Regions from separate parts of the Mus musculus genome. Here region 2 is linked to region 1. The links are chromatin loops, found by intact Hi-C in ENCODE. Cell type or tissue: heart. All regions are shown on one strand. Links, peaks and the distances in the headings refer to the core of each region. The heading gives the core; the rest is flanking DNA.

Region 1 (15,914 bases), core at 6,997-11,996:
GAGGGAGGGAGGGAGGGAGGGAGGGAGGGAGGGAGGGAGGGAGGGAGGGGAGGGAGGGGAGGGGAGGGGAGGGGAGGGGAGGGGAGGGGAGGGGAAGAGGCACTTGTTCTGTACAACTCAACAGGGTAGAGATGTCACATAAACTCCCACAAAGTACAAACGGTGACCGAGGAAAGACAAAAACAACACATCTCATTCCTGGATTGGAAGGAATGCTACTAGCTCATAAGAGAATACAAAGATAAGGAATGACCATCCAGTGTTCTTTCAAGACAGGGTTTCTCTGTATAGCCCTGGCTGTCCTGGAACTCACTCTGTAGATCAGGCTAGCCTTGAATTCAGAAATTCACCAGCCTCTCCTGCCTCCTCCTGCCTCCCTCTGCCTCTGCCTCCCAAGTGCTAGGATTAAAAGCGTGCACCACCATGCCCCAGCTCCATCCAGTGTTCTGAAGCCCCTAACCTTTCGATCAATATGCAGGATAAACCGGAGACATAGTGGGGAAAACTGACTTTGTGATAAGACTTGAGTGAGCTACTCCCAAAACCACAACCTACATCTGATCTAAAACACATCACTTTATTTTTATCGAATGTTTTAATTAGATATTTTCTTCATTTACATTTCAAATGCTATCCCAAAAGTCCCCTATACCCTTCCCCGCCCTGCTCCCCTACCCACCCACTCCCACTTCTTGGCCCTGGTGATCCCCTGGGGCGTATAAAGTTTGCAAGACCAAGGGTCCTCTCTTCCTAATGATGGCCAATTAGGCCATCTTCTGCTACCTATGCAGCTAGAGACACGAGCTCTGGGGGTGCTAGTTAGTTCATATTGTTGTTCCTCCTATAATGTTGCAGACCCCTTCAGCTCCTTGGGTACTCTCTCTAGCTCCTCCATCAGGGGCCCCGTGCTCCATCCACTAGCTGACTGAAATATGTCACTTTAATTCATAACCCTCATGTTTGCTCCCAAAGCCTGAGATTAATATAAAATAAAACATAATCCAACATTAAAAGTCCCATAGTCGCCGGGCATGGTGGTGCACGCCTTTAATCCCAGCACTCGGGAGGCAGAGGCAGGCGGATTTCTGAGTTCAAGGCCAGCCTGGTCTACAAAGTGAGTTCCAGGACAGCCAGGGCTACACAGAGCAACCCTGTCTCGAAAAACAAAAACAAAAACCCAACCCCAGCAGTGTAAACACCAAATCCTATAGGCCAATGTCTAACGTCTGGGGCTTACTCCAGGTACCTGCTAAGTTTCCAAGGGCTTAGGCAGACCCACCTCTCCAGCTCTGCCATCACAGCACACCAAGTGTTAATCCCGCTGGTTGAGAGTAAGACCACCACCACCATCTTTGGGCCAGAATTGAAGCAAACTTTAAATACTAGCCAGGCTGATGGACTCTGCCCGTGTCTTTCATTGGATCCCCCCCCCCCAAAATGGCCACAATTCGCGTTTTTGTTTTTGTTTTTCAGGGGTTTAAAAAGTCAAAAACCCACAACTCACTGCATTTCCCGTCAGGTCCAATCAGGGACAAGCATTCATCCTATCACATTCCCTGCCCGTGTACCTCCCTCTGTCATCAAGCACACATAATGCAGATGACTCACACAAACGTGTATAGAGCAGCAAAAACATAAAGACTGGTTCTCAAATTAGCTTCTCTCTCTTTTTTTTTTTTAAAGATTTATTTATTTAATGTAAGTACATTGTAGCTGTCATCAGACACTCCAGAAGAGGGAGTCAGATCTCGTTACGGATGGTTGTGAGCCACCATGTGGTTGCTGGGATTTGAACTCTGGACCTTCGGAAGAGGAGTCGGGTGCTCTTACCCACTGAGCCATCTCACCAGCCCTTAGCTTCTCTCTTAAGATTAAGCTGGCTCCATTCTCTGTCTGTAGCTTTCCCTGGCAGACGTCTCACAGTCCTGGCATCTCCAATATCCAGGGTTCTCTAGTGCAACTGAGGCTTCACTTTTACCAGTGGCCTCTCTCAGACTCTCTTTGTAGAGACTCTGGCCACAAGGTGCCAAGCCTTAGTTGCCCACCATGACCTTTTCATGGCTTCAACTCTTACATTGCCAAGTTCTGCTAAGATACATCTCCGCAGCCTGTCTCCCTTGGGTTATATTTCCTGACCCTGAAGAAATACAACCCTACTGCCCCAACGAAGCACAGAGGGTATACTACAGTGGTGCTGGTCTCTTACAACCACAGCCCTAGCAGGATCAAATAATCAATAATTAAATAAAGCAAAATATCACATGACTGGCCCCTGGCCCAATTCCTGATAAAGTTCTTGCTCCCTACTGAAACTTCATGAGCCCAGGCTGCTATAATCCACATTTCTTCTGGCATTAATATCTTTCAAACTCTCACAAGAACAGCGAATCAGAGTCTGCCTCCAGCACTCAACAGTTTCTCTAGTCCAAAGCTCCAAATGCTTTTATATTCCGTCTCCAAGACCAAGGCATAAAATTCACATGGCCAGGTCCATCAAGTGACACCACTCTCAGAACCAAATTGTGTCCTAGCTCGTTTGTTGCTATGAAAAATAACCCAGACCAAAAGCAACTTAGGAGAGAAGAGGGTTTATTTGGGTTACAAATCTAGGTTATACCCCCTTATTTTGGGGGAAGCCAAGGCAGGGACTTGTGGAGAGCCTTTGATGCTGCCTCAAGGCTATTGGCAAGAATATTTACATTGAGCCAGGACGAAGGAGTAGGCTCAAAAAAAGAGTTTGACATTGGGCTAAGACGAGGCTCAGGATGAATACAGCCAAGGAATGCATTGTATTCCTTGTGTCTTGGGCATCCTGATAACCCCCTAGACACAGTGATCACTGGACTTTGTTTATGCCTTGCTTGTTCCTTGACTACTTTGTCTTTGACCTAGAACTGACCCAATTTTTTATGTACCTGGAATGGTATAAAAGCAGACTGGAAAAAAATAAGCCCACTTCAGCACTGGGTAAAGTCATGTCATAATGTTGTTTAATTGTTATTCTTTAATCCTCCCTCCCTCACGACCCTGTTGACTGACTGAGCTGGGACTAAAGTGTCTATCCTAGTCATATATGCACAGACCAGAGCAAAGAAACAGAAAAAAAAAATCATATACCTACCCATCCATCCATCCATCCATCCATCCATCTTCATTTGCTTGCTGGTTCTCATCTAGCTTTCTCCTGTTTTATATAGGTACAAGCTTCTGCCTAGGGAACAATACCACTCATAATAAATAGGCTGGGTCTTTCTACATTAATAAACAAGAGAATCCCCTACAAACATGCCCACTGGCCAATCTGACCTAGACAATTCTGAACTGAAGTTTTTTCCGGGTGATTCTAGGTTGTGTTGACAGTTTAATCTAACCAGTACACTGTGGAATCGTGATTTCTCAAGGATGGTTGCTTGTCTCTACCCCTGCCACTAGTTTCAAAAAAAAAAAAAAAAAAAGAAGAAGAAGAAGAAATGACAATTGTGTTGGAAAAAGGAATCAAAATGAGCTGTATTGTTATCTGAAGACAGACTGAATGAAAACTGTCCCATAGACCCTTATATTTGCATACGTGGTCCCCATATTTGGACTGTTTGGGAAGGATTAGGAGGTGTGATTTTGTTAAAGGAGGTGTGTCAGGCAGTCTTTGAGGCTTCAAAACCCTATGCATGCTATTCCCAGTTAGCTGTTAGCTACCTAGCTTGCTCTATCATCTATCTATCTATCTATCTATCTATCTATCTATCTATCTATCTATCCATCCATCCATCCATTCCTTTCTCTTGATCCCTTACTTCCTCCCCAGCCGTCTGTCTCATGGTTGGAGACAAGATGTAGGTAAGCTCTAATGTACTGCTTGTGGTGGCTATTTCTGGTTGTCAACTTGACTATATCTGTAATGAACTACAATCCAGAAGTGGAGAGCAAACCTGTGATCTAGATCTTGAGGCTGCTTCCAGTCTCAAGACACAGGCTTTTGACTCAGACCTTGACATGAGATGACACATGCTTTTGATCCAGATCTTGAGGAATGGTGGCCATGAAAAGCTTAGGCCCAGAAAAGGTAGTACATGCCTTTAATCCTAGGAGACAGAGGCAAGCAGATCTCTGAGTTTAAAGTCATCCTGGGGAAAAGAAAGTTCCAAACCCAGGCATGGTAGTACACACGTTTAATCTGGGCCATATCTTCTGTTGGAGGCCTACATAAGGACACTGGAAAAAGGAAGGTTTCATTCTTCTTTGCCTGCTTGCACTTACTTGCCAGCACATCTATTGGAACCTTCTTCAGGATTCCAGCTTATACAGAAGACAAGCGGAAACACCTAGCCTCATGGGACTGAGCAACTACTAGACTGTTGGACTTCCCACTCACAGCTGCCCACTATTGGATTAGTTGGACTGCAGACTATAAGTCATTCCAATAAATTCCTTTAAATATACAGAGACATTCCATGAGCTCTGTAACTCTAGAGAATCCTGACTAATATACTTCTCCAGCATCATGCTGGCCTGCCTACTGCCAAGCTCCCTGTCATGTTCATGGACTCACTCTCTGAACAATAAGTCCCAAATTAAATGCATTCTTTTATCATTTGCTTTGATTGTGGTGTTTTGTCACAGGAATAGAAAAGTATTTTTGAAATACTTGTTTGTTGAAACAGAGTTTAGTATATAGTCCTGGCTGGCCTGGAAGACATCATATAGACCAGGTTGGCCTTGAATTTGCAGTGAACTTGTATACATAAAAACATACATGTACACACACAAAAAATTCTTCAAATACAAGCCAACTCAAAGCCAGATCGTGATGACTGATAATACTGATATATAGGGAAAGCATGAAAGCATTTCCTCTAATACCAGGAATGAGGTAAGGGTGCCCTTTATCTCCATTCTTAATTCAAGTTGCAGCTGCAACAAAAAAGATCAACATAAGAAAACACACATAGAGGCTAGAGAGATGGTTAAGAGCACCAGTGCCACCCCCAATATATTTCTGTCAGCTAGATGTGGCACACATCCTTAATCTCTTTGAGTTGGGGGCCAGAGTGGTATACATAGTGAGTTCTAGGTCAGCCCAGCCAGGGATACATAGATACCTTGTCGCAGATTGATGGATGGATGGATGGATGGATGGATGGATGGATGGATGGATGGATGCTGTGTGGGGTCACATGACTAATCACATTATTGCCTATTTACGTGACCCAAAGGGAATGAACATACAACAGTATAGTATGTCAGCTGCTCTGAAAGGCTCAAAGCACTGACTATCTCATAGATTCCTTAGAGGAGAAATCTGAGCACCCCCACAAAAAAAGTTATTCCTTTTTTTCTAGATGTTGACTAAACCTGAAGGCACCAAAGTAATGAAGACTCATTTTCTCATAATTCTGTGTACAAGTTTTATTTTTCATAGTAATTGTTACTAGTGGATTTTAGTGAATTTCTTGTATTTACATTTTATATACACATTTATACTTGGTAGGTAAAGAAACTGTACAATAAAAAAAATAAGGGAAAGAAATGCAGAGTGTAGGACCACCTTAGCAAACTAATACATGAAAATAAGATTAAATCTAGGCCAAGTAATATAAATTCAATGAGATTACTCCCGGAGGTTATGTGCCTTTTATGAGAGACACCAATATTAAGGGATAGTCCTCATGCTAGAACCTATTAAGACTCTAGAAACTCCCTCACTGTTTTATTATACTACCAGTTTCACTGAGCTAGCCCCTATGACAGGAGTTAATTCTACAGGGTTCCTGAGGCTAGAATGATCAACCCATAGGGTAAAAATATATGCACTTCCTCTGGTCCCATACTCCTAAGGCAGTTTATTATCCAATAAGGAAGAATCTCTGGCTTGTTAGTCTAAAGACTATATATATGTATGTCCACTACTAACAGAAATGTGTGCTTCTATGTTGTTTCAAACCAAATTGCAACATCAGAACAGTATAAATCTAATCAATAACCAAATAGTATTTTATACTGATATTAACCATAATACTCAAATGATTTAGGTTAGGTTAAGAAATTAAGAGTAATAAATTTAATGTCAATTTACCAATGATTAATAGTTTATCTGAGATGCCATTAGACTAAGAAAAAAGGTAAAATTACTTTTACTATTATTCCCATCAATTAGAAAAAAATATGCATAGAGTTTCACAAGTCTTAGACTTAGCTATATAAAGTTTTAAATTTCAAACTGAAATTAATAAAATTTGTTTCTATAGATAGAACATGGATTTTAACTAAAAAATTCAAGTCTTGTAAGTAGTGTGTTATCTCGAACTCTTAGAATTCATTGCTTTCTTATTCTTATTCTCAAAGTCAAGTCTTCAGTCCTCTAAAGTGCAAAAAGATCTTCCTTTCTACCAGTTACCTAGTTTTTTTAATGTTAAGTTACTACATAACAATTTGCAGACAAGAAACAATAAGGCGAAAATTCTTTTGTGATAGAAATTACTTAGAGAAAGATTTCTCTTCAAAAACCAAGGGGACACAACACTGTGGGAAACTCCATAAGCAAAACAGGCAATCATGTCCACCAGTGTTCCAGTTCTCGAGGATGCGGACCTCCCTGGCCTGCGAGCAAGGCAGGCAAGAGCTCCAGTGGCGGACGGAACTTACGACTCAGTTGCTTACTACTGGTCTAGAATATCTTCCCAAGCTCAGAACTGGAGATAATACATGTGTTCTATCATTTTTGGAGACTAAAGTAGGATTTAGCAATCCTATTCTGACTCCAGAAGTGCATTTGTAGTTAATTGTTAAAAAAGAAACGACATAAAAATTGAAGTTTCTGTGAAGCTATTTTTTTTAAAAAAAATTATTGCATTAAAGTATTCACTCCAAATTATGGAGTATGTAATAGCCAACTAAGCCTTTTCCTCTGAAAAATGGCTCTCCACAGGTACTTTTTTATTAATACTGTCAATAAATTACGCGTTTCATTTACTTCAGCCGTGGAATTTAAACCCAGAAGTTTTTCCAGGTCCCGATTCTTCTCTCCGACATTTCTTCACGGTATCTACATAGGAAAGAGAAAACTTTCCCCGAAAACTACCTTTTGCATTTCAGTTTGTCACTAACTCAAAGGTTAGCTCTTCAGAGCAGGGCTGGTGTTCTTGTCCCCTTCTTTAATGTCCTTTGCTACAGATGCAAAGACCTGCAAATAGCATGAAACAAAGAGATGTAAATAACCAGAGGCATAAACACAGAAAGCTTTTCTGAAATACCAGCATCCTCAAGTCCTCAGACCACCTTTTTTAAAGGTCTCTGGACAGGGTCTACATGGCCCACACTGGCACTGAACTTGTTGCTCAGCAGAGGAGACTGAACGGCTGAGTTTGCTGCCACCTCACTGCTGAGATTACAGGCACAGGCCCCCATCCCAGACTCCAGATCACCTGGTTTTTTATTTTGACTGAATGCTGCCATGCTCCCCACCGTCAACATCACGGACCAAAGTAAGCAAGGACACAATGAAGTGCTGTGGCCACGGTGTCTCTCACAGCACAGTGCACTGACTAAGACAAAGGTCATCCTTACAGCTACACAATAAGATCAAGTCAAGCCTCCGTTAAAGGAGACCCTGACTCAAAACAACAAGAGGCCAGGATCATACATTAGGTTCTTTCCGTTGTAAGTTTTTAGTACACAGCAGCTAGGGCTTTTTGGTGTTGGCCTCTTGTTTTTAACGTTTGTGTGCTTGCTTGCCTGGGTTTGTGTGTGTGTGTCAGCATGCCTGTGCATGGTGCATGTGTGAGGTCAGTGCTCTCCTTCCGTTGTGTGGCACCCAGAGAATAATCTCATCCTTGTTGTCACCCATGGCAACAGGCACCTTTGCCCTTGACCCACCTCGACATCTCACAGCAGGTGTTTACTATAACATGTGCCTGCTTGAAATCTCAAAGTCACCCATGTCTGCTCGGGTGAAGGCTGACTACTGTAGGTGTCAATTCACTACAATACTGCAGAACTTTGTAAAGTAAAGATATAAGTTTAGGTACATAGAAGAGAGAAATCCATTTTAAATTATCCCATTTCAAAACCAAATTTATTTTTAGTTTTACTAACATTTGTGATACAGATAACTGCTCTACAAAAGTCCACAGATAATTTTAACACAGATAATTAAGAGTTAAAAATAAATAAAGTCACTCTACCTGAGTCCATTTCTTGGTGCTATTCTGCATCTGAATGGCTGCGATGCAGCTGAAAAGCTTTTCTGATGTTATATCTTCTGGCAATTTGGTAAGAAATTGTGCTATATGAATAAAGTCCATCTGTAGGAGTATATCTTCATATAGCCGGAGGATCCCTAATCCAGTCCTAAATAAAAATTCCTCCCCATCTCTACAAAACACATCCCAGACTCGACAAGCCAGATCAAGTGGCAGTGATTTGCTGTACAATGTGAAGATCCTAGAGTTAAGGAAAAAACAGTTACTCAGCATGGACTCCTTTACTCATTAAGCATCAGGAGGGAAAAAGAAGTATACAGGGATAAGAGGACAAATACATTGAGACTTTTTTCCCAAAACTTGAATAGTGATAAATTAAGCAGTAAGTAATGACATTAAGTAAATTTAGAACCTTACATGGAGATAGTCTGGAATAAACTGGGGTGTGGGAATGAGGGGGTAAAATAGTGTAATGGTTAGAGCCATGGGGCTCCGAAACCAGAATGCTTGAGTCTGAATGTATAATTTTTTAATGTGAGACTGCGCACAATATTTACTCTTGCTGAAGGGAAGATAAAGGAAAAGGCCCAAATGACTAGGAAGATATCATATTTGATCAGGGTCATTATTTGCTTATTCATTTTTTCCATCAAAACATACAGCCAGTCTGAGTTCAGAGGGAGAGCACTGCCCATCATGCAAGATACCTGGGTATTACTCTCAGCATAAACTGGGTAAACTGCATATGGTAGCACATGCCTGAGACGCTAGTGCTTGGGAGACAGACTGTGAAGTTCAGAATTGTGTCGCTATCCTCAGCTACATACGAAGTTTAAGGCCAGGCTGAACTAGAAGCCCTAACTCAAAATTTATTAAAACTTTACAACTACTAAAAAAATTTTGTTTTTTAAATATCATGTGTCTGCCTGGATGTGCCTGTGCATGTAGTACCTGAGGAGACCAGAAGAGGGCATCCAATAATTCCCTGGGATTGGAGTTACAGTTGTGAGCGAGCCACTTTGAGGGTGCTGGAAGTTGAACCCAGCTTCAGCCAGTGCTGTTAACAACTGAGCTATCTCTCCAGCCCCAAATTCTCCACTTCTTATCAAAATTCACCAATGATACTAAAGTCAACTGGCTGTTGCTTACTACACAAATCCTCAGAATTAGAACAGAACATATAGGAAATAAGAAAATATATATTAGCATCTAAATAGGGAATCATTTCTAATTGAGAACTTTTGATAAAGCTTTGAAAAACATCTCTGATTAAAGAAATACTACCATATAATATAGCTTTGCTGTGTTACGAATAAATGGCAACTACTTTTTTCTAAGATATTAGTATATGCTAGGCATTAAATAAGTTAATCCATTACTACAATTCACTATATTTCAAGATATTTCTATACTCTTTACTTAAAAAAAAAGAATATGTATTTCTTTGTGTGCATGCTTGCATGGGTGTGTGCATGAGTGTGAGTGTGTACATGCTGGCATATATTTGCCATAGTGAATATGGATGTCAGAGAACAACTCCTGGGAGTTGGCTCTTGCTTTGCACCTTGTGGAAGCAGAGTCTCTCTTGCTTCTGATGCTTTATTACAGCAGCCTAGCTTCCCTCCTCGTGATTCTCCTGTCTCTGCCTCCCAGACGGCCACTGAAAGGCTGTGATATGTGCCTTGCAGCTGGATTTTTACACAGGTTTGGGGATCAAACTCAGGCTGTCAGGTTTGTGTGGCACGTGCGTTCCCATGCTGACCCTCTGCCCAGTTCCCTATCCTCGCTCATTTTAAAAAAGACGTGTGTGTGTCTGTGTGTGTGTGTCTGTGTGTGTGTGTGTGTGTCTGTGTGTGTGTGTGCGCGCGCGCGCGCGTGTGCGTGTGTGTGCGTGTATGTGTGTGTGTGTGTGATGTGACTACAGGGCAGAAGGTCTCTGATCCTCTGAAGCTGGAGTTACAGGCTATGGTGAAGCTGCTCAAGCCAGGTACTGGGAGGTGAACTCAGGTTCTCAGCAAGAGTAGCTTGCCCTTTTAATAGCTGAGCAATGTCTTCGGGTTCTTCCCTATTCCCTTTTATAATAAAAAAAAAAAAAAGAAAGAAAGAAAGAAACTAATTTCAAGCCAGTCTATGTTGTTTGTTTCGTTTTTCAAGGCAGGATTTCTCCTTCTGGCCATGGAACTCACTTTGCAGACCTGGCTGGCCTTGAACTTAGAGATCCTCCGGTGTCTGCCTCCTAAGCACTAGGAATGAAGGCGTGCACCACCAAGCCTGGCTTCAGTCTACGTTTTTAGATGCATCCTTGGACTTTTTCATTCGTAAGGAAAAGTGCCTTTTATATGTCAATCTCACCTAGCATATTTACTATATTTCCTAAAAAACAGAGAAAGTTATTCACTATTTCCTTTTTATTTTATTTAATGTTTCTTAGTGACTTACCAATCTATCAAATATATATCTGGTGTCAGATTATACGACTTGAAATGAAGAAATAGTTTGGATAGGTTTTCCTCAAAGAATACTTCAAATGTTGCAAAATACTTCAACATCTATACATAGAAAAAGATAAATAAAATTACAAAATAATCTATGGCAGAAAGAGAAAGTGTTAATATTAATAGAAAATTTTATTAACAACTCTTTTGAGTTGCTTCAAGTTTTCTAAAATTGTTATTCAATGAAAATTTTGTCTATTTGCTTAGATTACTTCAGTTTCTTCATGTTTTTTATTCTAAGCAGGCATTCAGAATACAGAAACTTATGAGGAAAACACAGTCTATCCCAAATGTTCATACCATGCTGTGATCCACTCGGAAAAAGGCCAGTTGGCACGGCTTGTTTAGGAGATTCGCGAACGCAATGAAGGCGTCTGCTTCCTCCAGATTGAGGATGAGAACGGCTGCGATGAAGGACATCCCCTGGACCTTCAAAGGGAAGGAAAAGTAAAAATGGTTAAAATCAGTCTACGTGCTAGCTACCCTCCTCAAAATTTACAAACTGATAGTAAGAAGAATTTACCAATTTTGTTTTTCTTCTCAGTAAAAGCAACTACTATGAACTTGTAATGGCTGTAAATTTCCCTAATTTTATATTTGTTCATTTGATAGGATTTAATAAATCAGAAAACAATTAAACCAGCTTTTATTTGGTCTAAGAGCCTATCTCAGTGTACCAAGTAGCTCTCATGTCGTAAGTGGTTGTTTTCACATTATAACATATGAAGAACGAAGAGGCAAGGAAGTCTCTAAGATAGAATACTAAAAGTCAAAAAAAAGAAGTTGTTGTGCTTAAAAGAGCCTGAATTTGTGGGGAATCACAAGAAAGACATGAGGGGGGAATCCAAAATGAAAAGAGGCTTGAGCAAAGCCTGAGTGGAAGGAACAGAAGAATCATGCAGCACCCAGCACACGGAGCAGCGTGACCGCCAGGCGTCCTAAGCAGGGGGCAAAAGACCCGGAGCTTCCTCCTCAGGTAAACCCATCAGCTCAAAGGTCAGGGCTGCAGAGACTGACCTGTGGCTGTAAAGAGCTGTCCTGATGAGCACAGATACAATGTTTATGTGTAAAAATCAGATGGAAACAAATACTTACATAACCAACATCAGGTCTGTAACATGTATATGCCCCTAAGATACTATGCAAAACATCGTGATATGGGCCACCCTTAGGGAAAAAAAAAAGAATAAAAATTGAAACTTTAAGTAAAGATCTTTAGGTTAATGCTCATAAAATATTAAAAACTATAAAACTGTAGCATTCTCTAAATGACCAGTTTTAGCACATTTAATCATTATAAAGATATTCTAAATGTATTCTATCAAGATGTTTTCAGAAGTAATAAAAGTTTGATCTTGAATAATAAGTCAAATATACTCACTTGAATACAACTTATATAATTTGCAAACTATTTTAAATACTTCTAGGGTATAATAAATATAAAAATTTTCCATTTAATCCTTTTGCTATGTACACATGAGTATTGAAACTGGGGCCTTGCACATGTCATTATACTAAGCCCATTTCACGTCATATAATTTCAGAAAAGTAAATTAAAATAACATAGGCCTGACATGACACACATGGCTTTAATCTCAGCAAAGCAGATGGATCACCAAGTTGGAGATCAACATGATCGACACAGTGATTCCCCAGATAGCTGAGGCTGTATACTAAGACCCTGTCTTTAATAAAAGTGCCAACTATTTAGCCTGAGTTATGTTAGATAATTTGAATATCAATAGTAATTTTAAAATGTATGTATATGGATGTTCTGCCTGAATATATATCTGTGTACAGCGTACGTGCGTGATGCTGATGGAGGCCAGAAGATGGTGGTGTTATATCCCCTGGAACTACAATTGATGGATGGTTGTGATCTGCCACAAGGGTGCCAGAAACTGAACCCAGGTACTCTAGAGAGCAACCAATTGCTCTTAAGAGCTGAGCCATCCCTCTAGCTCCAGTGGGTTTTTTCCCATGTATTTACCTATTGTGCGTGTATATAGGTACACACATGCCACAGTGTGCATGTGAACGTCAGAGGACAACGTTCAGGGACTGGGTCTCTCCTTCCACTACTTCTGTTTCTCAGCCTCAACCTCAAGTTGTCAGACTTTGGCAGCAAGCACCTTGACCTGCTGAACTATCTCACTGGTCCCAATAGCAAAACTTTCTATTAATCACGTGGCCTTTATTATAGATAAATTATTTATTAGCATCTTAGTATATAAAAATTAAAGATAGCCAGCTATTCCTGTAAAAAAATATATAAAAGTAAAGTATTTCTTGCTAATTCAGTGGTAATTCTAAACAATTTAGAACTAATGTATTCATATTTTAACAGTTTGTAAGGCAAATTCATTAATAATTCAAATACAGAAATTCACTATAATAAAAAAGTGCCTACTACATAACAAGTATATGTTATGACAATAAATTTTATTCCACAGAAAGCAAATTCCTTAATTTTTAGTTTTGCATTTTTATATAAAAGCTCAAATTATTTTTAATTTTTAATATTTTACTCCTTTTACTTTATGTATATGAGTGTTTTATCTACATGCATGTGCCTGGTGCCCATCGAGGTCAAAAGAGGGAGTCAGATGCCCTGGCACTGGAGTCAGGGACGGTTGTAATGCTCTTAATCACTGAGCCACTCTTCTAGCCCTAGAAGTTTCTTTTGTATTTTAAGGCAGAGTGTCACTATATAGCTGTGAGCGCTGGAACTCTATGTGGACGAGGCTGAGATTAAAGCCATGTACCACAATGCCTGGCCTCTTCTCAAATTTTTAAAATATTTTTTCTTTTAAAAAATAATCCCCGGGGGCTGGAGAGACGGCTCAGTGATTAAGAGCACAAGCTGCTCTTCCAGAGGTCCCGAGTTCAATTCTCAGCTCACAAGTGTCTATAACACCAGTACCAGGGGATCCAACATCCTCACACAGACATACATAAAGGCAAAACACCAATGCACATAAAATAAAAATAAATATTATAAAAATAGTAATACCTGGCTGGGTATGGTAACTCACTTCTTTAATCCCAGCACTTGGAAGGCAGAGGCAGATGGATCTCTGTGTTTCCTACAGCAGCCTGATCTATTAGGGAATTCCAAGCCAGCCAGGGTTAAATTGTGAGACTCTGTCCCAAAAAATTAAATATAAAATAAAATAAAAATAGTGCCTATAGATTTATAGAATTTGTACCACTGAGTGTTGAAAGAATAAACAGTAGTTAAAAACTGATTAGAAAACCTCACCTTCTGAAAGATGTAGAGAGATGGAAATGTACGGGATATGTCCAACTTAATTAATTCCAGACTAGCCTCTCGGTCAGCAACAGATAGACCTGCATTACCAAACAGATAAAATTTAAACAGGCTGAGGACACTGCCTGTTAAAGTAAGTAGAAAAGCTGAATAATCAAGAATGTCCCATCCCTAGAATTTAGGACTTAGCTTCTTCGGGTAGCTTAGGTTAGCTTCAAACTTCAATTCCCTGTGTAGCTTTGGACTTCCCATCTTCTTGCCTCTACCCTCCTGAAATAGCACTATCTCAGTGCCTGTGCCAGCATACCTAAGTTATGTGGTACTAGGGACTGACATCAGGACCTTGTGCATGCTAGGCAAGCTCTCTGAGCTGTCTTTAGTCCTCTTTCTCCTTTTTCGAGACAGGATCTCACTCTGTAACCCAGGCTAACCACAAACTCCCATCAATCCTCTTGCCTCGGCCTTATGAGTTCTGGGATTATAGACAAGCAATCACGGACAGCAAAACAGTGTTGTTCTCACTTTCCTCTCTCCTTCCCACTGCATACTCTCTCTCTCTCCCCCTCTCTGTCTCCCTGTCTCCCTTCCCTTTCTCCGTGTGTGTGTGTGTGTGTGTGTGTGTGTGTGTGTGTGTCTGTGTGTCTGTGTGTCTGTGTGTCTGTGTGTCTGTGAATGCACTAGGCAACACTTTCACATGTAATCTAGGCTGGCCTTGAATTTACTCTGTAACCAAGGCTAACACAGAGCTCTCTTTGATTTGGCTTTCACCCCCTGACTACTGAAATCATAGGCATATGCTCCCATACCAAGCTTTAAATGTAGTCTCTTTTATTGAGGAAACATAAATGCATTCATCAGAAAAATATATAGTGAAAAAATTCTGTTCTAATTCTTATTGAATATAAAGACGGACTAATACTCCCACGGTAGTAACTAGGTAGTGTGTGTAAGTATGTGCACATGTGACACCTTGTGGGAGTTGGTTCTCGCCTTCTACCATATGGGATCTATTATCACAGTCACCCTCAAACTTAACAGTGCAAACCTTTCCCCACCAAGCCATTTTACCATCCCTGGCGTAACTATTACACTCAATTACTTCATTCTAAAGTATAATTTTCATTATTTACCCATAACAAAAAGTTTTGTTTGTGCTTGTTCATGAGACAGGTTCTCATGTGGTTCGCACTGTACTCTGACTTGCTACACAGTTAAAAATGACTCTGAACTCCGATTCTCCTGCCTCCACCTCTAAAGTATGGGGATTATAGGTGTGAGTTACCTAACCTACTCTCATACACTTGCCATTTTAGTTTATTTAATTTTTTTTGTTTTGTTTGTGGCTCTGAGCAATTGTTATAGCACTGAGTTATATTTCTAGTCTTAATTTGTATAATTTTGGTACTTCATAAAACTTGTTTTAATAGAAAACTGAGCCAGGCATGGGAATATAACCTGCAAACCCTGGAGGCAGAGGTGGAGGCAGCAAATTCACAGCTCAATGCTAGTCTGAACTACATATGATATGACTGCATCTATAAATAAATAAGAAAGGAAGGGAGGGAGGGAGGGAGGAAGGAAGGAAGGAAGGATGGACAGTGCAGAGCAGTGGCCTCGAGGGTCATAATTCTATGCATGTTCACTTACTTTGCACTTTCAGTTCTTCAGAAAATCACTAAAACAGCCAACCTATTTCTTTTTTGGGTTTTTTGTTGTTGTTGTTGTTGTTTTGTTTTTTTTTTGTTTTTTTGAGACAGGGTTTCTCTGTGTAGCCCTGGCTGTCCCGTAACTCACTCTGTAGACCAGGCTGGCCTCGAACTCAGAAATCCGCCTGCCTCTGCCTCCCAAGTGCTGGGATTAAAGGCGTGCGTCACCACCACCCGGCACAGCCAACCAATTTCGAGATGACTCTTCCATGGTCCTCAAAACCAAGTCCTCTCCTTGACTACTCAG
Region 2 (15,914 bases), core at 3,703-8,702, 79 kb after region 1:
CGAACTCAGAAATCCGCCTGCCTCTGCCTCCCAAGTGCTGGGATTAAAGGCATGCGCCACCACACCCAGCAAAATTAATTATTTTAAAAATGAAAAAAATTTTTTAAAATATTTTTTCTTCTCCCTGCTGAGTTGGTATACACAGAGTAGTACCAGCTAATATACAAATTGCCATAAAATTCTTCCCACCATTGAATAAAAACAAGAATAAACCTTTTTTGTTTTGTTTTGTTTTTTTGTCAAGGCCTCTGTCTGTATCAAGTTGGCCTCTAATTCACAGCAATCCTCCTGCCTCAGTTTCCCCAGTACTGGGAAAACTGGCGTGCCAACCATGAAGCTACTTTTGAAACATTTGTTATAGACTTTTGTCTAGTTAAGGGGAAAAAGTAATAAAAGGTAAAAAAGAGAAACAAAGAGGATGAAGAGTGTCTTAGGGGTTGAGACACCGTGACCAAGGCAACTCGTATAAATTGGGGCTGGCTTACAGATTCAGAGGTTCAGTCCATTATTAGCAAGGCAGGAAGCACAGCACCATCCAGGCAGACGTGATGCTGGAGGAGCTGAGAGTTCTACATCTTGTTCCAAGGCAGTCAGGAAAAGACTGGCATTAGGCAGCTAGGAGGAGGGTCTCAAAGCTGACCCCTCCAGTGACCAGTGACACACTTTCTCCTACAAGGCCACACCTCCTGATAGTGCCACTCCCTGGGCCAAGTAGATTCAAACCACCATGAATAGGTAGGACAGAACAGTATCAAAGAAGTAGCAACTCAATGCAAAGAGAGACTGGCAGTCAGGAATCTAGATTAACCCTAGCTACCACTAGCTGAGCAGCCTTCTTTAAATACTGAGCTTCTTCATCTAGAGAACGAAGTAGGAGCAAGGTATTCCAAAGAATAAGAATCCATGTAAAAACAAGCTGATTCCAAAGGTAACCCTCAGTAGGAACTACAGTTGACGACTGTACACAGACAATAATAACAACAGCAATAGGGGCTGGTGAGATGGCTCAGTGGGTAAGAGCACCCAACTGCTCTTCCGAAGGTCCAGAGTTCAAATCCCAGCAACCACATGGTGGCTCACAACCATCTGTAACGAAATCTGACGCCCTCTTCTGGTGTGTCTGAAGACAGCTACAGTGTACTTACATATAATAAATAAATAAATCTTTTAAAAAAATGGGGGAGGCAGTTACTCTGCTCATTCTATAACCAAATAATTAAAAAATAATAATAACAATATATAATTTTTTAGTTGCTAGGACTATGGGTAGTTACTGATTATTTTAAGGATTGAAAATTTGGTCACAATCACACGCTTCAGAAAACAGCAAAGAAGAGACATGGAAGTGGCCAATGTAACCCAATTTGAATGGGTTATTCATGCCAGTGTTAGATGCTGCACACTCAGAGATGAATGTCACAGTGCCTGCCTTTAAGATGGCCAAAATGCAGCTAAGGTTTTGGCTAAATGCCAAGGGAAAAACGTCCCTCATTCTGCTCTATCCAAAACAAAGGAAGCCGCGGTGTCTAGAACCCCGACAGGCATCTTGACAGCTATGCACCCCATGTGCCCACCTCACTCAAGTCATTCTTGTAAAAACTTCAGAAACTTCAAAACAGAAATTAGCTTTCAAGTACGTACATTTTGGGGACTTGTTTGTTAATATTTAAACCCAGTTATTTGGGACAGGAAGATGGCTCAGCCAGGAAAGTACTTCCCATAAGGACTTGAGTTCATATCCCAGGAATACACATAAAGGCTGGATAGGTGTGGTAGCCTGCCTGTAATCCCCACAGTTGGGAAGCTGAGATAGGGAACCCCCAGGTCAGTCTAGCCATGTGAGTGAACTCTGGGCTCAACCAAGAGACCTTGCCTCAATATATTAAGGTAAAGAGTGATGAAGGAAGACAATCCACACACATGGGAACATACAAAGGCACAAACATGCATACCACACACATACATACACAGCTGAAAAGAAAAACCCAGTTCTCTGATATATGAATAAGGTAGCCATAGGAACAAAATCTAGTTATATGAAAGGTTAAAAAAAGTTCAAAATTTGATGAAAAATTCTGCCTGTAGCTAATAGGATGAAAGCTCCTAATACAGATTTGTTCACAAATTGCACTATAGATCTATGTGTCTGTTTTCCTCTACTAGACAAATACGAGACAATAAAGTCTCAACCTTGACTATTCTCAATGCTTGGCACCAAGCAAGCACTCAGGGTACACTGGTTGGATTGATGATCTCCAAAGCCCTTTCAGGTCTAAAGCCTCCTGACACCTGACCAAGATATAGTTCAACAAAATGCTACAAGGTGTCAAAACACACACAATTAAGTCACGCTGAAGCCTTGTATAGCACTATCACTGAAAGATTTAAAAATACTTTTGTAAGTAGTTCATACCTGTAATCCTAGTATTTAAGAGAACAAGGCAGGAAAATCAAAAGTTTGAGGCCTGCCTGAGCCACATAGTGAGTTCCAGGCCAGCCTGGGCTATACTGATAACCATCTCAGAAAAATAGCAACTAAACTAAAGTAAAAGAACAACAGCAATATAACAAAATATATATTTGCAAATACAGACACAAATACAGATCTCGTTTCTATTTACTTAACCCCATAATCTAATATAAAATTAGGATTTTTCTGTTCTTGATTTAAGAAACTATAAATTTATACAAGTAGGAAATACTAAAATAGAAAGACAAATAAGAAAGACCTACTACAGGTTGGAGAGATGGCTCAGTAGTTAAGAGCACTGACTGCTCTTCCAGAGGTTCTGAGTTCAAATCCCAGCAACCACGGTGGGATGGTGGCTCACAACCATCTGTAACAAGATCTGACACCCTCTTCTGGAGTGTCTGAAAACAGCTTCAGTGTATTTACATATAATAAATAAATAAATCTTTTTAAAAAAAGACCTACTACAATATAAAATGTACCTCATTGTGTACAAATAGGCACACAACTGTGTAACTTTCTAAACCAGAAATCCTGGGGACAGCTGGGACTGTGGCTCAGCCTGATGTGCATGAGGTTCTGGGTTTGATTCCCAGCACGGTATACACCAGACTTGTTTGTCAACACCAACTTGTTTTGTCAAAGCCTCCAATCCTAGAGGGTAGTAAGAGAAAGGTCAAGGGCCATCTCGGTCATCCACTTGGGCAAGTCAAGGTGCACCCGGGCTACAATGATGCTGTATTAAAAGAAAGCGTTTCTATTGCTTCAGGTTATAGTTTAAAATCTCTGAAATGAATAAAAACAGGAAAAACTGTGAGAGATAAGAGTTTACAAGTTGGAGATATTTGATTTGCCACGCAATAAACCACCACCAACAACAACCCAGAGTCAAAATCTACCTGACAAGACACTTGCTTTTCAGGAATGTGCAGTGTTCTGCCACCACTTCCCTATCCCTATGAAGCCAGAAGAGCCTCCATCTGGAATCTGCAAAGTCCAGCATCATAATATAACTTTCAAGAATGTTAAATCACAGATAAAACATCACTAAAAATTAAAGTTACCCCAGCAATGTAGAGGGGCTGAGGAAAATCCCAACTGAGGTAGGGTAGGAGGGGGTTTGAAGGCCAGCTTCAACTACATAGCAGGCCCTTCTTGATGGGATATGAGGGAGAATGAAGTCTCTCCAGGTAATTACAGTGTTCCAGCAATCCATACCCATAAAATACATGCTCCCAAACATAAAAACTCACATAAAAGTGAGTCAAACCTCACCCCCAACACACACACACACACACACACAGAGAGAGAGAGAGAGAGAGAGAGAGAGAGAGAGAGAGAGAGAGAGAGAAGAGAGAGAGAGAGGAGAGACCACATGATGTTGCTGAGGATGTAACTCCATAGGTAGGCTACTTGCCTTGTGTCCCTGAGTTCAATTAACAATGGGGGTTGGGGGTTGGGGGTAGGGAAGTTCATGAAGAGAGATAAAGCCTATCTGAGATAAGTAGAAGAGGATTTCCTAATTTCCTAGAGAGCTATAGTAATCTGAGCTAAAAGACTGGGATCTTATTCTAAGCACTAAACTGCCAGTTTCGTTCTGTTTCGCTTTGTTTAGAAACAAGATCGTGCTATGTAACCCTGGCTGGTCTGCTAGTAGATCTACTAATAGCTGTGTAGTCCAGGCTGCCCCTGAACTCATGGCAATCTTCCTGCCTCATCCTTCTATAGGAGTACCGGCATTAAAAGTGTGTACTCCCGACAAGGAATGAGCTTTAGTAAAAGCAACGGAAACAAATACTATGAAAAAAATATCATTTCTGAGCCCAGCATGGCGGCATATGCCTTTAATGTCAGCACTTGGGAAACAGAAACAAGCGGATCTCTGTGAGTTCGAGATCAGCCGACAAAAATCAAAAAAGAAAAAGAAAAAAAAAATCATTTCTGAATTTAAGAATCCCCAAACTAAGCCCGCAAAATAGCAAAGACATTTTCCACTAGACTTGACTTGAGTTGAATCCCCCCTATCCAGAGAATGGGAGAGGAAGAGCCCAAAGATTGTTTGATCTCCACGCAAGGATACATGTGCGCACACACATTAACACAAAATAAGTGTGCAGTTAAATTATTTTTTTTTTTAAAAAAAAACCTCGAATCCCCAAACTAATGGAACGGGCTTAGACTCCAAGCAAATAAACTTCACAGACTTCTACACCACACACTGCCGCCCGCCCAGTCCAAATCCTAGTAATACAATTACAAAAAAATAATAGGGCAGTGGTTATCTGATGTTCCAGATGAAGAAACTGAATGTGTAGTATTGGGAGGCTGGTCAGACCTGGAAGCACAACGCTTCCTGGGGACGGAGTAACACCAATCCTGGCTCCAGGCCCGGAGCTCACAAAGCCATCCGGTCCCCCTACCCTAGCGACAGATCAAAGCTGAGTCCCGACGTTCCTGTTCCGTACGCTGGAAGGCAGCCCGTTCCCGGCCCCGCCCAAGCCCCTCGCGCGGCCAGTGTGATACCTGGCGAAGAAATCCGCGAAGCCACCGCTCCGTCGAGCCCGAGCCGTGGTGCCCCCGGGACCCTGCTCTGCCGCTGGCAAGGGTGCGGACGGCCCCGCTGAGGGCAGGAGGTCGCCGGCGCTCTGACGGCGGCTCACCTCGAACGTGTTCCGAGAGCCGAAGCGGGCGTCGGGGAGGCCGAGGCTGGGCTCCGCGCTCTCGACGGCCCTCCCGGCAGGGGTGGCGGCTGCGGGGTCCGGGTCGTCCGTGTCCCCGGCCGCCAGGCAGCAGCTCCGCAGCGGGTCCTCGAGCGGCGCGGCCCAGTCGTCCAGGCCACCCGCACCGTCCACGCCCTCGTCCGCGGGCTCCAGCAGGCAGGGACGGCCGCAGGTTCGGCGGCGACGTGCCTCCTCTGGGCCGCGACGGTCCTGGCGCAGCAAAAAGCCCGAGTCTCCGTTGGTCATGCCTGAGCCGCGCGCCGCGGGGACTGCTGCCGCCGCCGCCTCCTCCGCCTCCGCCTCCGCCCCGCCGAGCCCGGGCTTCAGCGGGCCCGCGGCCGCCGCGAGGTACCGCTGCAGGAGCTGCCGCGGCGGCGGCGCCTCCTCCTCTCCAGCCTCCTCCGGCGGCTCCGCGGCGACAGCGCCTCCGCTAAAGCCGCTGGTGGCCGGGACGGTCTTCCCGTCCTGACCCATGGGCCCCGGGACTGGGAGCAGCTCGGCGTTCCTTCCCGAGCAGGCTCCGGCATCCTCGGGACCCATCATCTGAGGCGGCGGAGGAGGACTGCCCTGCGTGCAGGGTTCGCGGCCACGGCCGCCGCGACGTCCCCGGACCCACCCCTCCCACCCGGCGGCCGGGGCAGTTGCCGGAGGCCGGGCACGCGCTGGGATCGCGCACGCGCACCAGCGGGGCCGGGCCTGCCCGCGACCCGGCGCGTCCCCGAACCATAGAGACGGCAGCTAGAGCGACCCGGGAGGACAATCTGAGATCCTCCACCCGGGTGACAGTGCTTAGCCTAAGGGAGGGCAAGGCTCACTTCGCATAAACCATATCACTTGACGGCGATTTGTTTGTGAGAGGAAACTAAGGAAGTTAGTTTAAGTGCTCCTGTCTTGACAGTTTTTACCTTCTCTAACAGCAGTGAAGAACTCCTGGAACCGTTCAGGGCTTCGTTGTCCACATGACAGCCCCTTACCTATCTTTTCCACTTAGTCTTCCATGTTTACCAAAGTCTGATCTCCTAACACTTTTTAACACGTTGGTTGTTGGTTGTCGTGTCACCTGGGTACGGAAATGAAATGGAGCCAGGGCGAGAAGGACTGTTTGGCTCAGTGGTTAAGATTGCCGACTGCTCTTTCAAAGGTCCTGAGTTCAAATCCCAGCAACCACATGCTGGCTCACAACCATCTGTAACGAAATCTGATGCTCTCTTCTAGAGTGTCTGAAGACAGCTACAGTGTACTTACATATAATAAATAAATATTAAAAAAAATAACTGCAGCAACCTGTGGTAATGGATTAAGATATAATGACCGTTTAGTGGAAATAAAATGTATTTAATGTGTGAATCGCAAGACATAATAACTAGCCACAGGAGTGATAGGAGAGCAGCCAGGAATAACAAGGCTATGAGATTGCTGTGGTGTGAAGAAACAGGAAACTGGATTGGGGAAAGACATTGGAATTAACTAACATAGTGAGAGTTATAAACTTGGGTTAAAGTTCTGGTTTGGTCGAAGGGGCCATTTATGTAAGCCACAAAGGGGGTCGGGGGATATCAAGTGACTCTACCTCCATAGAAGAATGAGCATAGGGCAGAGACCCAATAGTGTTGGTATTTCAGAAGAGATGAAGTTGTTGTAAAAGGCCCAAATAGACATTGTTGTAGTAGGATAATGCAGTAACTAGAGACCATTCATTCTACAAATGCCTCTGAAAGCAAGTATAGAAATAGAATGGAATACTTAGCAAAACAAAGCAGTAAAAGCGTTTATTATCAAGATCTTTTGAAAGGTGGAAGATAGCTCAGTTGGTCACGTTGTCATGCAAGCATGAGGACCTTTCCTGTATCGCAGCACTCACATAAAAAGCCACTTTGTAGAATGCCCTTGTACAGCTAACATTGGAGAGGCAGTCCCTGGGATGCTCTGGTAACCGGCCTGGCTAAGGCAGCTGGCCTTAGATCTTATTAAGAGGTCATGTCTCAGACAATAAGATGGGCAGTCCCAAAGGAGTAACAGCTGAGTTGAACTCTCTCCTCCCTAAATATGAGTGTATACTTACCTCATACATAGGAACACACACACCTGAACATACATACACAAAACATCTTTCAAAAGGAAAAACCAAAGAATGTGTATAAACCAGAAAGAGAGAGAGAGAGAGAGAGAGAGAGAGAGTAGATAGATCCTGTATTAGTTACAGGGACAGTACCCAGAATACATACAGAAATAAGCCAGTGTGGTAGAAAGCATCTGTAATTACAGAACTCTCTAGGGTGAAGCAAAAGAGAATCTCAAGTTCAAGACCAGCCTGGGCTACATAGCAAATCTGAGGATAGCATGAGCTACACAGCAAACTTTTATCTCAAGAAAAAAATTGTAATTCAATATTTTAAAAGACAACTTGACTAGGTGGTGGTAGTGCACGACTTTAATGTCAGCACTCAGGTGATATAGGCAGGTTTCTGATTTCAAGGCCAGCCTCATTTACACAATGAGTTCCAGGACAGCCAGGGCTACACAGAGAGACCCTGTCTCAAAAAACTAAAAACATCAGTTAATCAATCAATCAATCAAAAGACAAGGAGGCCAAGATAGGAGGCTTGGTTTTAACACATAGTGACTTCCAGTGAGTCATTCTGCTCAAAAACAGGGAAGGGAGAGTGTAAAAATTTCAATATATGTGTTTTTCTCGAGATGATATGTTAAATGGAATATCAATAAGCATATAAGTTATTTGGGAGTAACAAATCAAAACTATGAGATAGCACTTTTCACTCACTAATAAAAAAAAGAGAAAGGAAGGGAGGGAGATAGGAAGGGGGTGACAAATGTGTCAATTCCAGCACTCTGGAGGCTTCTGCAAAAGAATCAGAATTCCAGGCTGCTCTGGGCTACACAGCAAAACTCTGACTCAAAATAACTAAACTTAAAAAAACAAACAAACAAAAAAAAAAAAACAAAAAAACTTTCTGCCTTATCTGGTAAGTAACATTTTATAGAGTTTAACAAAGAAATGTCTCCTTATAAGATACATTATATCCTTTGTGCCTTTGTGTGGTCCCTCTTAACTGGATTATTTTGCTGTGCCTGCAGTCAAGAAGAGTATAAAGGCCTCAAAATCTTTACACCCTTCTTTAAAATGCATTGTTCTTGGTAGTGTTGTTAATTACTATTGTTTTGATGGTCTGTAATGAAGCTTGGACAGGTGGTGCTTTCTTTTACCTACTGGACCATTTTATGGACCCTTCATACATTTTCTTGATAGTTCTGGAGCTATACTGGATTTCAAAAGAGCATCTTAACTATGAGCATCTACAGGCCCTTAGAGCAATGTTTCTTAAACATTTAGGATTAAACACACACACACACACATACAGAGGGGGGGGAGGGGAGAGAGAGGCGGTGGCAGGGCAGGTCAACTAACTATGTAACTATCTTCGATGATGAATAAAACGAACGTGTCAGCATGTCTCTTTGGAAACTGATTGATAGCATGAACAATAAATTTAATATCAAAATTTAAAAGTAAGCTCTGTAATGTAGTAGAAATATATGATCTTGCAAAGCTATGCAATTGGACTTGCTACTAAAATCATCTTCAACTTCTGCAAATGATTTAAATTCCATACATTCCTGGTAAAACCCAATCTGGTATAAAGGGTGACTGGGATCAAGGCTGTGAATTATAACAAAACAATAACGATTTCAAAGATGTATATAGCAAATTGACTTAGCAGGGTGAGATATGAGTGGGAAATAAATAGTATAAAGATCATAGAGCAGCTGCCATTTGGTAAGCCACAATGGGACAAACCACAAACCAAGAGATAAAGGAAATGCTTTAAAAATACACAATGATCCTTTGATGGAGCAGTGCATGCCACATATTAGGAAGTATTGTAATCCTACCCCTGGGGGAATCTGTCATAAGGAAACCATTCCAAAGAAAAGATAACAGCTGTGCAGAGATGTTTACAGCTAAATGCTTTACAGCCAAAAATTCTAATTTACCTAAGAGAAATATGGAAAGTGCAGGCAAAGCTAGTTATATCAAAGACAAGTGGCAGAAATAAAAAAAAAAAAAAAAAACAGAGAAATCTAACAAACATATGCTAAATAAAAATAAGGAAATGTGCCAAGCATAGTGGTGCATGTCTTTAGTCCCAGAAATTGGGAGCAGAGGTGGGTAGATCTCTTGAGTTTGAGGCATACCTGGTGTACAAAGCAAGTTCCAGGACAGCTAGCACTACACAGAGAAACCGTGATTTAGAAAGATAATAATAATAAAGATGTGTAAATGCTACAATTACAATGATGTGTAAAATTATATATCTATAAAGATCAAGAAGGTTTTCCATGAAAAGAGAAAGGGTGGAAACTGATTTTATACTTTTTGTCACAGTATTTGGGGTTTTGTTTGTTTTTTGAGACAGAGTCTCCTGCAGCCCTGGCTGGCTTCAAACTCAATATAGCTGAGGGTGGCCATGAGGGTGGCCTTGAGGGTGGCCTCTTGTCTTCATCTTCCAAGGGTTGAGAATATAGATTCTAGGTATGCACTTCTATGCCCAGCTTATACTTCTTTCATAACATTTTTAAAGTATATTTTATTTCATATATATGTATGCCTGTGTGTATATATAAACACTATCTGCTTTCAAGATCCCTCTGTGGTCAGAAGAGGCTCAGTTTCCGAGAACTGGAGTTACAGATGGTTGTGAGCTGACATTTAAATGTTGGGAACCAAACCTGGATCCTCTATAAAACCAGTAAATGCTCCTAACCACTGAGCTATCTTTCCAGCCCCTAAATAATTTTACATTGATTAAATGTTAACTCTTTAATCCTGAAGTATGTTTCTAAATGTATGTTATAGCTACAGATTGTAAAGTAATTCAAATAAATTTTGTGTTGCAACAGGACATTAAGCTGCATTTGAAAAGAAAAGCAACTGTAAGGCTAAGTTTAAAAGCTATAGAGGGCTAGCACAATGGCTCAGCTGGTAAAGGGCTGATTGTTAGGCCAACCCTAACAATCAGAGCTTGTGGAAGAAGGGTACCAACTCCTGCAAATTGTTCTCTGACCTTCATATACAGGTACACACATAAGTAAATGTAATTTTCAAGTTACTCTGTGAATTTGAGGCCAGCCTGTTTCTACAAGGTAAAGCCCTGTCATAAATTCTTTTTAAAGTTTCTAAAAACAATGATAGGGGCTGGGTTTGTAACTCAGATTATAGAGTGCTAGGCTGGCTTATACAAAGTCCTAGGTTTGGTTCCCAGCACCATATAAACTAAGCATGGTGGTATAAGCATGTAATCCAAAGGTACAGGAGGTGATGCAAAGTTCAGGGTTACCTTCCATCATCTACTAGCAAGCTATTGCTAGCCTGGGCTACATGAGACTTATGGCTAGCCTGGGCTACATGAGACTTATGGCTAACCTGGGCTACATGAGACTTTTCTCCCAAATAAGCAAAACAAAATAAAATAAAATAGAATAAAATATAACAAATGAAAGTAGGAGATAGTTACCACTATCCAATGAAATTTTTTACATAAAAGTGTAAGAAGACTGGTTAAGTGTTTCTATTTTCAGTAACAGCTGGAGTCAGTTCCAGATTTCAGTCATTTTTTTTCAACGACACCTTTTAAAATCTACAGTTTAAAGCCAGGCGAGGTGGCCCATGTCTTACTCCTTGAACTCTGGGAGCATAAGTAGGCAGATCTCTTTTGAGTTCCAGGCCAGAAATATGGCTACACAGCAAGTCCCGGGCTCTTTTTAAAAAATTAATTACTGCAAAAGTCAGGATGTCCTCATTCTTAATAGCTGAGTAGTATTCCATTATGTAAATGAACCACATTTTCTGTATCCATTCTTCTGTCGTGGGACATCTAGGTTATTTCGAGCTTCTGTCTATAACAAATAAGGCCACTATGAACATAGTGGAACAGGTGCCCCTGTGGCATGGTGGGGCATCTTTTGGGTATATTTCCAAGAGTGGTAAATCTGGGTCTTCAGGTAGATCTATTTCCAATTTTCTGAGGAACCTCCAGACTGATTTCCAGAGTGGTTGTACCAGTTTGCAATCCCATCAGCAATGGAGGAGTGTTCCTCTTTCTCAACATCCTCTCCAACATGCGTTGTCACCTAAGGTTTTGATCTTAGCCATTCTGACTGGTGTAAGGTGGAATCTCAGGGTCGTTTTGATTTGTATTTCTCTGATCACTAAGAACTTTGAACATTTCTTTGGGTGTTTTCAGCCATTCAAGATTCCTCAGTTGTGAATTCTCGGTTTAGTTCTATACCCCATTTTTGATTGGGTTTTTTGGTGATTAGCTTCTTGAGTTCTTTATATATTTTGGGTGTTAGCCCTCTATCGGATGTGGGGTTAGTGAGGGTTCTTTACCAATCAGTAGGTTGCTGAGTTGTCTTAGCGGCTATGTCCTTTGCCTTGCAGACAGAAGCTTTCCATTTTTTCAGGTCCCATTTACCAATTCTTGATCTTAGAGCATAAGCCATTGGAGTGCTGTTTAGGAAATTTCTCTCCTGTGCCAATGAGTTCAAGGCTCTTTCCCACTTTTGCAGGCAAATGGATGGAACTAGAAAATATCATCCTGAGTGAGGTAACTCAAACCCAAAAGAACATGCGTGGTATGTACTCACTAATAAGTGGATATTAGCCAAAAGAAAAAAGAAAAAAAAAGAAAAGGAAAGGAAAGGAAAGGAAAGGAAAGGAAAGGAAAGGAAAGGAAAGGAAAGGAAAGGAAAGGAAAGGGAAAAAACCCATACAGAATACACAGGATACAGTCCACAAAATTCAAAAGACTCAACAAGCTGAAGTGCCTAAGTGAGGATGCCTCAGTCCCACTTGGGAGAGAGAAGAAAGCAATCACAAGTGGGGAGGGAGGGACTTGGGAGGGAATGTGGGGGAGGGTGGGCAGTGGGAGGTAGAGGGGAACCTGATCTGATATGGGGTGAGGGAAAAGGACTGAAGCCCTGAGGGCCAGCAGAAAGAATGTAAACAGGCAACCTCAGGAAATAGGAGGTTGGGGGACCCCCCAGAATGCACCAGAGACCTGGGAAGTGAGAGACTCCCAGGACTCATAGGGAGGGAGGGACCTTTGATGAAATGCCCAACAGTAGGGAGAGGGAACTTATAGAGCCCACCTCCAGCAGGAAGACAGGACATCAAGTGAGGGATAGAGTTGCCATCCCACAGTCACACCCCTGACCCATAATTGTTTCTGTCTGAAAAAAATTACAGGGATGGAAATGGAGAGGAGCCTGAGGAAAAGAAGGTCCAGTGACAGGTCCAAAGTGGGATCCAGCTCCAGGGGAGGTCCCAAGGCCTGACACTATTACTGAGGCTATGGAATGCTCACAAAAAGAGATGTATCATGACTGCCCTCTGAAAGACCCTACAAGCAGCAGAAAGAGTCACATGCAGTTATTTGCACCCAACCAATGGACAGAAGCAGCTGACCCCTGCTGTTAAATTAGGGAAGGCTGAAAGAAGCTGAGGAGAAGGGGATTCTGTAAGAGGACCAGCAGTCTTTATTAATCTGGACCCTGGAGATCTTTAAAAACACTGGACCACCAAACAGACAGCATACACCAGCTGATATGAGGCCCCTAACACACATACAATAGAGGACTTCCAGATCTGTGTTCATTCAGAGATGAAACTCCCAATGCTCAAGAGACTGGAGGGCCCAGGGAGTTTAGAGGTCAGGGGGGATGTGGGGGGTGGAGGTGTGGGACGTGGAGCAATCAGAGAGTGGATGGGGAGGGGCGGGGAATGGAATATGGAGTGTAAAAATGAATTACAATTAAAATTAAATTTAAAAATATTAATTACTTAAAGTAAAAATAAATAAATAAAACACATTTTTAATACAATAGAATGCTAAACAAAACAACCCACCAAGCCTCAAAACACAAATATAACTATAGTGCATTACTCAAAAATAGTTAATATTAATTATTAAGGTGAAATTATAGCTCATTGGTATGGCATATGCTTAGCAATTACAAGGCCCTGGTTTCAATCAACTTCTAGTCTCTCATAGTGACAGATCACGCTATGAAGTATTTGGAAATGTATAGGTTGAATGGGGAGATTGAGAAAGCATACAAAGTGTGGACTAAAAAGTAATTGTCTTAGTTAGGGTTGCTATTGCTGTGATAAAATCACCTTGGGTTTATTTCATCTTATAACTCAAACCACAGTCTACCACTGAGGGAAATCATGCCAGGGACCTGGAAGCAGGAACTGAAGCTGAGACCAAAGCAGTGCCCTCAGTGAGTCAGGATCCTCCCACATCCATTATCAAGAACATATTCTACAGGCTTGTCCAAAGCCAGTCTAGTGGAGGCATTTTCTTAACTGAGGTTTTTTCTTTTCAAATGACTCCAGCCTATGCTAAGTTGACACCGAACTAGCTAGCATTTGTATGTAGTGTTTTAAATGCTTAGGGGGAAGACTAACAAAACCTCCACTATAAAATGGTGATTATCTTTTTTTTTTTTTTAAAGATTTATTTATTATATGTAAGTACACTGTAGCTGTCTTCAGACACTCCAGAAGAGGGCGTCAGATCTCGTTACGGATGGTTGTGAGCCACCATGTGGTTGCTGGGATTTGAACTCCGGACCTTCGGAAGAGCAGTCGGGTGCTCTTACCCACTGAGCCATCTCACCAGCCCCGGTGATTATCTTTAAAATATAATTTTATAGTATCAATTCCTACAGGGGTTTGATCTACTGAGCCTCTTACACTGGTGGCTCTGTTTTGTTTTTTGTTTGTTTCATAAACAATGGAGAATGTAGGGACTGAGGATAAAAAGAGGGTAGCAGGCCAGAGGACAGTGGCTAAACTGAAAAAGAATATTAAATAGTACTTTGAACATAAAACACATAGTACATCTGTAGGAAATAGCTCTCCTTGGGATGAAAGTGGGCTAGACTAATATTCAGTAGTATAATTTTGAGATTCAAAACCTCACACTCAAAGGTCATTAAAGATGATAAAGCTGAGATGTTTCTGGAAAGAAGTATTTTCTAATTATTTACTTATTTTATGTATATGAGTACACTATCACTGTCTTCAGACATAGCAGAAGAGGGCTCTGGATCCCATTACAGAGGGTTGTGAGCCACCATGTGGTTGCTGGGAATTGAACTCAGGACCTCTGGAGGAGCATTAACCACTGAGCCATGGAATCATATTCTAAGACAGAAGAACCTGAACAAATACAGTCATATTCATAAGTGAGAAAGCCCAGTGTCATGAAGATGTGACTTCTTCACATAGTTATGTACAAGGAGAAAATTGTAAATGAAGTTCATTTAAACTCTTCATGGATTTTTATAAAGACATTTCAAAATGAATATTGAAGTATATATATCTAAGAATAGTTAAGTTAGTTTGTTTTTATTCTCACTATTTTAGTTATTCAAATCTATAAAGTGCAATTTGGTACATTTACACAGCATAAATTGATCAAAGAGATTAAGTGTTGTATAGATACATATGTGTTATTTTGTGTGTTTGTTTGTGTCTGTGTATAAAATAAACTATCATTCAACTGTGGAAAAAAAAGATGATAAACCTGGTGGATCGTAGACAACAGGAAATAGCACGGCTCATGAGGAAGTATAGAGTATAGTATATAACCCAATTAAAAACATTAAAAATCAGTTTCAAATGTTACAGGCATAAAAAAAAATTCTGCTGGCATAGTTTGACCCATGGTCCCCCAGTCTGTATCCCTGGGTCCTTTAAATTCTAGGGGAAAGAGCTGATCATGTAAAAAAAAAAAAGGGGGGGGGACACCTAGCAGGGCATGGCAGCATAGGCCTTCAATCCCAGCACTCCAGACACAGAGGCATGAGGATCTCTGTGAGTGTGTGGCCAGCCTGATCTACATCTGAGCACTAGGACAGCAGGCTGCAAAGACATCCAGCCCCAAAAGGGGAGGGGCAAAACAAAACTACTCGGAGCAGCCATAGTACTTGAAACCGACAAGAAATATTTATTAATTCTTTCTAGGTACTAAAGTCTGACCTATCTGTTGGGGATAATAAGTTACTATCTCTATACAGGTCCTATTAAACCTTATGAATGCACAGTCACATTGCGGTACAAAATAACTTGTTTCTCCTGCTGGGCTGAAAACCACTTTCTAACTTAGCCCATGATTTAAATTCCAGCCTCTTGTCCTTTTATTTTTAAAACTACGATAGCCCTATAATATCTTTATTCTAACACTGGAGCGAGAAGCCGTGGCAGGAAGGATCATCACAAGTTTAAGCCAGCCTGGTCTACAAAGCAAGGTACACTACATAACAAGAAACTGTTTTAAATGCACAAACATAAAAAGGCAGCTAGATGGATCAGCACTGCTGCCGAGCCTGATGTGTTTAGTCCCAGGAGCCCACATGGCAGAAAGAAAAAACCAACTCTCCCAAGTTGGTATCTGACCACCTCCATGTGCTAAAAAAATTAAAAAGTGATGTTTTTCCAATTTAAAAATTAAATTCACTCGTCTTCCTACACAAAACCTCTGTTTCTCGAGTGGGGTGTGGTGGTGTTCACCAGTATTTCTATCAGTTGGTCTGAGGTAGGAGTAATGTAAGCGCAAATCCTCCCCCATCTCCCCACAGAGTAGTCTGCAGTAAGGGACTCACTTCTGGCACTGAGAATGGCAAAACAATGACAC

The links. Peaks named below come from ENCODE experiments on the same cell type or tissue, not always from the same donor. Only the 100,000 strongest peaks of a DNase experiment are listed, where the experiment ranks them.
Region 2: a loop joins it to region 1, with 2.3 times the contacts of the local background. A loop is called at or near these places in 4 of 42 quality-filtered maps.

What each region holds. Positions count from the first base shown.
Region 1 is chr19:38,909,134-38,925,047 of GRCm38, reverse strand. It overlaps Tbc1d12 (TBC1D12: TBC1 domain family, member 12), which reads right to left. Exons shown (of 13, transcript NM_145952.4): 8 at 13,953-14,041; 9 at 11,786-11,857; 10 at 10,991-11,119; 11 at 10,635-10,744; 12 at 8,178-8,436; 13 at 5,378-7,177. The coding sequence ends at 7,109. Among named protein-coding and RNA genes, the nearest start is that of Hells, 14 kb to the left of the region's middle. In heart, for the core only: a CTCF peak has its summit at 9,157 (motif pointing right); no DNase peak of the experiment used is centred there.
Region 2 is chr19:38,826,526-38,842,439 of GRCm38, reverse strand. It overlaps Tbc1d12 (TBC1D12: TBC1 domain family, member 12), which reads right to left and starts at 5,861. Exons shown (of 13, transcript NM_145952.4): 1 at 4,994-5,861. The coding sequence starts at 5,733. In heart, for the core only: a CTCF peak has its summit at 5,932; DNase peaks (open chromatin) are centred at 4,929 and 5,879; H3K4me3 peaks cover 2,319 bases; H3K27ac peaks cover 1,712 bases.